Linked DNA regions of Homo sapiens: region 1 is linked to region 2. A link is an interaction called in ENCODE POLR2A ChIA-PET data of the cell type or tissue named here. Cell type or tissue: OCI-LY7. All regions are shown on one strand. Each heading gives the region's core, and the rest is flanking DNA. Links, peaks and the distances in the headings are about the cores only.

Evidence for each region. Peaks named below come from ENCODE experiments on the same cell type or tissue, not always from the same donor. Only the 100,000 strongest peaks of a DNase experiment are listed, where the experiment ranks them.
Region 1: POLR2A ChIA-PET joins it to region 2 with 7 read pairs; 7 of 35 experiments call an interaction of 5 or more read pairs at or near these places.

Annotation. Positions count from the first base shown.
Region 1 is chr6:24,971,306-24,975,706 of GRCh38, reverse strand. It overlaps a transcript of RIPOR2 not described here. Among named protein-coding and RNA genes, the nearest start is that of RIPOR2, 38 kb to the right of the region's middle. In OCI-LY7, for the core only: no CTCF peak of the experiment used is centred there; no DNase peak of the experiment used is centred there.
Region 2 is chr6:24,917,527-24,921,927 of GRCh38, reverse strand. All of the region lies in intron 1 of RIPOR2 (RHO family interacting cell polarization regulator 2), which reads left to right. Among named protein-coding and RNA genes, the nearest start is that of RIPOR2, 16 kb to the left of the region's middle. RefSeq lists an enhancer at 3,520-4,019. In OCI-LY7, for the core only: no CTCF peak of the experiment used is centred there; DNase peaks (open chromatin) are centred at 2,247 and 2,867; H3K4me3 peaks cover 2,658 bases; H3K27ac peaks cover 3,516 bases.

The DNA of each region.
Region 1 (4,401 bases), core at 281-4,280, 54 kb before region 2:
TTTACTCTCTTATCAAATTTCAAGTATACTATGCATTATTATTACCATTATTTTATAGATGGAGTCTCACTATATTGCCCAGGCTGGGCTTAAACTCCTGGGTTGAAGCAATCCTCCTGCCTCAGACTCCCGAGTAGCTGGGACTACAGGTGTGCACCACTGGGCCTGGCTAACAATACATTATTATTAACTGTAGTCACAATGCTGAACATTAGGTCTGATAACTGAATATTTGTACCCTTTAATCAATGTCTCCCCTTTTCACCATCCCATGCTTTTCTGAATTTTCTGTTCATCTGTACTTCTCTTGCATATTGTGTCGTTTGCCTAGTTTTTTACCGTGCTGTACATCTTTTTCTTATTTCTTTATATTTGTTTATTTGATTTGGAAGAGTTCCTTATTAAAGTATATTTCCCATTCTCTGTTATACATGCTGTAAATATCTCTACATTCTTTGTGTTTAAACTTCTACAATTAAAAGTTAGTAGTTTGGTGAAATTTACAAATGAAGATAAGTAGAGATTCATTATTTATTTTAGCTGTATTGAGATTTAATTCACATACCGTACAGTTCACCAATTTAAAGTGTATAATTCAATGGCTTTTAGTATATTCACAGAGCTGTACTACTATCACCATGATCAATTTTAGAATATTTTTATTACCATTAAAAGAAACCCCATACCCATTAGCAGTCACTTCCCACTTCTCCTTTCACCCCAGCTCCTGGCAACCACCAGTCTACTTTCTGTCTCTGAAGATTAGCTTATTCTTTACATTTTATTTCCATAAACTCATACAATATGTAGTTTTTTGTGACTGGCTTCTTTCACTTAGCATAATATTTTAATGGTTCATCTATGCTGTAGCGTGTATCAATACCTCTTACTTTTTGTTGCCAAGTAATCTTGCACTGTATGACTATACCACACTTTATCTATTCATCAGTTGATGAACAGTTGTTTCCATTTTTGGCTATGATGAATAATGCTGCCACAAACATTTGCATACATGTTTTTGTGTGGACAAATATCTTCATTTCTCTTGGGTATATAACTGGGAATGGAATTGCTGAGTGCTATGGTACCTTTTGAGGAACTGCGAAGCTCCTTTCCAAAGCTACTGCACCATTTTACATTCCCACCAGCAATGTATAGGGGCTCCAGTTTCTCCACATCTTCCTCAACGCTTGTGATTATCAGTGTGTTGTAGCCATCCTGCTGGGTGTGAAATACTCTCTTGTGGTTTTGATTTCCATTTTCCCTGATGACTAATGATGTTGAACATATTTTATAATTTCAATTGGGTTTTTTTGTTTGTTTGTTTTTTGGTTTTGAGACAGGATGCTGCTCTGTCACCCAGGGCTGGAGTGCAGAGGCACGATCACGGCTCACTGCAGCCTGGAACTCCTGGGCTCAAGTGATCCTCAATAACTAGGACCACAGGTGCTCACCACCGCATCCAGCTAATCTTATTTTTTTCCTTGCAGAGAGGAGGTCTCACTATGTTACCCAGGCTGGTCTCTAACTCCTGGGCTCAAACAGTCCTCCCACCTCTGCCTCCCAAAGTGCTGGGATTACAGGCATGAGCCACCACCCAACACAACTTATTAGACTCAACGAGCACATGTGCAGGATTGTTACATGAGTATATTGTGTAATGCTGAGTTTTGGGGTACAATTGACCCAGGTCACCCAGGTAGTGAACATAGTACCCAGTAGTTACTTTTTCAACCCTTATCCCTCTCCTTCTCTCCGTCCTCTAGTCATCCCAAGTGTCTATCATTCCCATCTTTATGTCCATGTGTCCCCAAGATTTAGCTCCCACTTATAAGTAAGAATATGTGGTATTTGGTTTTCTGTTCCTACATTAATTCACTTAGGATAATGACCTCCAGCTGCATCCATGTTGCTGCTAAGGACATGATTTAATTCTTTTTTTGTGGCTGCATTGTATTCCATGGTGTATATATACCATATTTTCTTTATTCAGTCCACCATTGATGGGCACCTAGATTGATTCCATGTCTTTGCTATTGTGAATGGTGCTGTGATGAACATGTGAGTGCATATGTCTTTTTGGTAGAAGGATGACTTTTTTTTTTTTTTTTGAGATGCAGTCTCACTCTGTCACTAGGCTAGAGTGCAGTGGTGTGATCTCAGCTCCCTGCAATCTCTGCCTTCCAGGTTCAAGCTATTCTCCTGCCTCAGCCTCCCAAGTAGCAGACGCACGCCACCACACCCATCTAATTTTTTTTTGTATTTTTAGTAGAAACGGGGGTTTCACCATGTTGGCCAGGATGGTCTTGATCTCCTGACCTTGTGATCCACCCGCCTCAGCCTCCCAAAGTGCTGGGATTACAGGCATAAGCCACCAAGCCCAGCCTAGAAGGATGATGTTCTTTTGGATATATACCCAGTAATGAGATTGCTGGGTCGAATGTTGTTCTACATTCTTTGAGAATCTTCAGACTGCTTTCTATAGTGGCAAAACTAATTTACATTCCCACCAACAGTGTATAAGCATTCCCTATTCTCTGCAGCTAATTGACTATTTAAATATGTTTTTTGGAGAAATGTTTATTCAGATCAAATGAATATATGTTAATAGATGCTTTCTTTTTCCCTCTCTTCTTTCCTTCCTTCCTCTCCTTTCATTACTTTATTTTCAAATTTGTGCCATAGATAATTAAAAGAGCTGGGATGCACGTATGTCCCTCAGCAGTGGAGCAAGCCCATCTCCAGCATGGCTACAGATCCAAGATTCACATTAACAGACGTTTTCTATAAAGAAATTCTATCCCTGTCTCCACCCATAAAATAAAGTCATTACTCAGCATTTCATAATTTATTAGTAAAACAGATTTTTCAAGGGTGAAAAAGCTTCTAAAATTTGTCCAGACTTAACCACCTGTGAGTTCCTTCCATAACATATGCTGCCAAATTATACACACATCCAGTGACAGGGAATTTATTACCTCCCAAGGCAGTCATTGTAATGCTGGACAAATAACTTTATTCCTGGAGAGTTATTTGTTATATAGAGCTTAAATCTACCTCTCTGAAGCTTCCACCTCCTAGTTTCACTCCATGAGGCATTATAATATCCCTTTGAGACATCATAAAACCCCTGAAGCCTACCCACATATCTGAAAACCTCTGTTGTATTACCCTCCTCTGAGACCTCTCTTCTTCAGGGTAAATGTCATAATGCCTGCAACTGTTCTTCTAACGTAATGGTTTCTGTCCGGGCCTTCACCAGCCTCCTCTGAATGGTCCAATCTCTCAGTTCCCTGTAGTGTGAGTCCTGAGATGAGGGATGTGAACTGACCAGGAGCAGGAAAAATGGAAATGTTCTAAGTTATGCAGGTTAAGATTGCATTTAGCCCTGTTTTGTTGTTGTTGCTGACTACATATGGTTGACTTTTACATTGAGTTTCACTGTTACCTAAACTGCCTACATTTTTTTCTCCATAGACTGCTAACAAATTCCATATCTATATTTCTGCATATCTTTGTAAGATTCAAATATAAATTTTTTTCTTTACCCTGTTACATGCCATCTTGCTGAATTTGGTTCGATCAAGTAAAGGCAATTAAAGGATAGAAACGTTTTGGTTCTATCAAGTAAAGATAATTGTGTAGCTGTCCTACCACTACACAGTGGCAACATAAACTCCATGGAAATCTCACTTTTTTGCCCCTTATTGATGATAATAATAATAATATGTCGAAAGCTCTATATTCATTATTCCATTTTGATTTGCACAAATACTCTATGAAGTAGGTACAATTACTCTCCTCATTTTATAGTTGAAGAATTTGACACTTGGCAAGACTCATTAAACTTGCTCAAAGTCATAACTATATTTGCTGATTTTCAAAGCCAAGTTATCAAGTAATGGACCTCATTTCCTCCTGGGATTTGGAGTTCAGTGCTCAAGGCTCAACAAGTCACTGCCTGCCGGCGTTGGGATCTGCCTTCATGGTTCCATCTAGCTCCAAAGTTTTCAAGACACAGAGCCCTAAATGTTCATAGCTGCTTCAGGAAATGAGGGGAACCCTCCTCAATGTCATCAAATCATTTAGTCAGAACAGATCTTTCATCTGTTTTGTATCCTGGGCTTTCTATTAACCACGCATAGGAAGAAAGAAAAATATTGGTGCCAAAAATAAATTTGCAAAGCACCCATCCTGAACTATCAGTCAACATTTTGAAAGGACCAGTGATAGAAAAGAGCCATAACAGGCTGCGAGAGCACTCCTGCCAGGTTGGCATTCAGCTAGTTAATCACAACCTGCTCAAATCATTCCTGTATCCCTATATCCAGCACATGTGTCTCCATGTCTATGGGATATCCTAAAAGTGCTTGTCAATGACTTGCTAAATCCAGAGACAAC
Region 2 (4,401 bases), core at 117-4,116:
AACCCAGGAGGTGGAGGTTGCAGTGAGCCGAGATTGCGCCATTGCACTCCAGCCTGGGCGACAGAGTGAGACTCTGTCTCAAATTTTAAAAAAAAGAAAGAAAGAAAGAAAGAATATCAATTGAAAGTCTTCCACATGCTTGGTTCAGTTCTGTTCTGGCTCTCAGGTACAGCAGTGAATATAACAAAGTCCCAGCCTTGTGAAGTTATATTGCAGAGAAGCGAGGCAGACAATAGACAAGCCTATAAAAATACAGTACATCAGGGTCGGGGGGGGCGATAAGTGTTATGGGAAAAAATTAAGTGCAGGGTGGGCAGAATAGGACATGGTGGTCAGGGAAGACTTTACTGACAAATGCCCAGAGGTTTGAAGTCAAGGTCTGAACATATGGAGGTCTGGGGAGAGTGTTCCAGGAATAGTAAGGAAACCAATGTGAGCAAGGCAGAGAATGGTAGAAGATCTAAGGCTGGGCATGGTGGCTCACGCCTGTAATGCTAGCACTTTGGAAGACCAAGGTTGGAGGATCACTTGAGATCAGGTATTTGAGACCGGCCTGGCCAACATAGTGAAACAGCGTCTCTACTAAAAAAAAAAAAAAATAGCTGGGTGTGGTGGCACGTGCCTATAGTCCCAGCTACTCAGGAGGCTGAGACAGGAGAACTGCTTGTGCTCAGGAGGCAGAGGCTGCAGTGAGCCGAGATCATGCCACTGCACTCCAGCCTGGGTGACAGAGCAAGACTCTGTCTCCTCAAAAAAAAAGAGAGAGAGAGAGATCTAAGAGGTTTTGGGGAGTTCAGCTCCTGTAAAGCCTTATAGGTTACTGTAAGGATTTGAGTTTTTACTCTATGAGATGGGGAGCCATTGGCCAGTGTTGAGCAAAGTAATGCAATCTGATTTACCTTACAAAAGGATCATTCTGACTGTTGTCTTGGAAAGAAAGATGGGGGAATAGGGGAAAAGGTAGGTTAGGAGACTACTGACATATTCCAGAAGAGCTCATGGGATCCTTACCTGGCCTGATACTGGCTGAATACTGGGGGTATGGGAAAAAGTGGTCAAGGATGATTCCAGGGCTTTGGCCTAAGCATCTGGAAGGATAACATTGCTCTTTACTGAAATGAAGACTGCTGCTGGAGGAGTAGACTTAAGGTGAGGAAGGGTATTGCTGTGATGCGGAATCAGGAGTCCAGTTTTGGACAGTTAAGTTTATAGTATACATATAAATTGTGGATGACTTCATGAAGTCCCATTCTAAGTACTCAGAATAGCGAACATTCAGGAAATAGTTGTTGAAATGTTGCCTATAAAGCAGCATATACATAATAGAAAATTATTCATAGATTTATCTCTAGCTTATAGGGATTGGGCTATATAACCTATATGGTGTGTTCCATAAGACCATGAGTTCAGTAATACAATGCAAACTGTTCAGAACACTAAAGGGCAATTTAAGGAAAGATCAGAGGGAAAGGGCTGGCTTCTTGGAGGTGAATATTTGAAGTTGAGAGCTTAATGTCCTGGGAAGCAGTGTTCTGTAAACATGATAATTGTGGGAATGCATCAGGGAATGCTTTATCTTCACATGCTCTCCTGCATTTGGTGCTATGCATACCAAGTTCACATGCTTGCATTTCTTGCCCTTTTGCTCCAAGGCCATACATTCATAGAATTTCAGCTGGAAGAGACCTAAAGAGGTGTTTGGTCTATGTTCCTAACAGAAGGCTGGCAAGCAATCAGCCCCAGTGCTCAGCTCCCTCCCTTTTTCCCTCCAAAGGAGATTTATCTGTCTCCATCAGTCACACATCCATTTAACAGTCAATAGCTAGTAGGCACCACATTTGCTTTTATTTTAACTCAAATCCCACAGGTTATATCTTCAATCACTTCTCTTTATTCTAATTCTGGGGAATAATTGTTCTTCCTTCTGTAAGACAGTCCTCAAAAACCATTAAAATAACATAGTAACAACACCAATAACTCTCCAAACACCGAAATCACCAGTCCAATATTTGTATTCCACCAGGCACTTGAGTCGAATAGTATCTACTGCCGACAAGAGGGCGAGTGTATTCTCAGTGGTGAAGAGGCTCAAACGTGTGTGAATTAGGATATGAAATGCAGGGGCACACGGCCTACAGCTGTTGAACTTGAATTCCTCTGTGAATGCAAACCCCACAGCTGAGAGGCACTTCTCAGAGAGGCCTGTGTACGTTTGCTCTTCTAGATGTACAGGGCTTATCCTCATTGTGACTTAGCCATCGTCTTGTGTGCAGAGAACAAACGAGAGCAGGTGTTCACATTTATCTTCCTCAAGCAGCCCCTTGAGGCTTTTTGGGGGAGGGTCAGGAAAGGAAGAGGCTGAAATACAGCCTTCCATCCCCCAACTCTCACTCCTGCCAGCAGACAGCTGTTTCAGTCTCTTCTTGCTGCTGCTAATGAAAACATAGCCGGGATTCCATAAAAGATATTTAATATGGGATTGCTTGGAGAAGCCACTTTCTTTGGAGATTTGCTTAAACCAAAGCTCTTGGATTTGTTACCATTGCTGTGAAATTTTCATCTCCAGCAGCCTTAGCATGAATGACCTATTTTGAATGTGACAGCGATTACACTTCGGTGGCGTGAATAATTTATTAGGTGCAAGAGCACTGTCAACGTAGTGATATTACAGCAGTCTTGCTAGCCTGGCTAATTATGGAGGATGACAGCACTCTATCCTGTTGTCACAGCTCCTCTCCAAAGCTGCCAGGGATGTGGATTCTATGTGAGCAGAGAAGGAAAGAGGGGCAGTGGGGCCAGGTTCCTGCTACCAAAGAAGGCTTTGTGGGTTGAGCAAGCTGTGCTGCAGGAGTTGGATTTCCACTTTCACCTCTGCAAAGTGAAACTGTGCTGGGCCCATGGGGATGAATCTTGTATCCAGTATCCTGATTTTGCATAAAATGTGTGTTAGTTGGGGGAGGTGCAGGCTGTGAAAGAGTGACTTAGGAAGGAAAGAGGCATTAGACCCTGGAGCTAGCTAGGGTATCTAATGGTTTCCAGGTTTACAGAGGAGGCACAGGCCTTTTTAGCATGCAGCTGGATTCAGAGCCTAGGAGCAGGAGTATGAGAGAAAGGAATAGAGCACAGCCAGGAGGAGCCTCAGTTATGGCTTCGGTGTGTGTTCCCTTGTGTTTTAAGCTACCTTGAGACTCTAGAGCTTTCTCTAGCTTTGCCTGAGTAGTAGTGACAGCTCATTTAACCTTACTGAGACCTCAGTTCCAGATATAAATCAGGCTCCAAAATAATGTCCATGAAGATTTTGAAGTTTAACAGTCAGTGACAAAGTTTTAAGCAATAGGGCTTCTGGGCCTGTAATTCCTCCTAAAAGTAGCTCCTGAAGTTAATGGTCCCAACTTTATGAATTAGGGAGGAACTAAACTTTGGGAAGATCTTTGCATAGGTGGGGGCAGGGAGTTGGAAAAGAATTAAACAGGATTACATGCAATAACATCACTGGCCTACAATGGAAAGAGAAATGAAAATTAAATTAAATTAAAGGAGCTACCTGAAGAAGAAATATTTTTAAAATATGAATGACTGGATAAAAGCAGATACTTTAAATTTTTCAATAATAGGTAATGATTAATGATTATCAATCAAGCCAATGTCAGGAAGCTGACGGCTCCCTCATGTTAGAATAATTCAAGGAAGCTTATTTACAATGAGACGAGTTACAAGGGGGATGGGGATGCAGGGGATACTGGGGCCCAAGGTGACCTCATAGGGAGGAGCCAGGGAATGCATATTCCCACCTCACTTTCATCTCCTGTTGGGGATCCCCATTGGCTAGACCCACCTGGACATCACAGGGCGGCCACTGACGTGGTCCCTACAGGTGAGCCCTCCAGGAGACAGAAGATGGAGATGGACAGAAAGGGGCAACATGGGATAACCTGCAAACCAGGGACTGCATCAGACCCAGGGACACAGAATAAATAAATCACCTTGGAAGACCTTTACAGATACGTCTCTTTTTTTAATGTTTCCCCTGATCATGAGAGAAAAAGGAAAGATATTGTGAAGTGAAAGTCAACTTAGAACCTTTAAAAAAGCCTACTACAGCTGGGCGTGGTGGCTCACGCCTATAATCCCAGCACTTTGGGAGGCTGATGCGGGCAGAACACAAGGTCAGGGGTTCGAGACCAGCCTGGCCAACATGTTGAAACCTCGTCTCTACTAAAAATACAAAACATTAGCCAGGCCTGGTGGTACGCGCCTGTAATCCCAGCTACACGGGAGGCTGAGGCAGGAGAATCACTTGAACCCGGGAGGCGGAGGTTGCAGTGAGGCAAGATCGCGCCATTGCACTCCAGCCTGGGTGACAGAGCAAGACTCCGTCTCAAGAAAAAAAGAAAGAAAAAA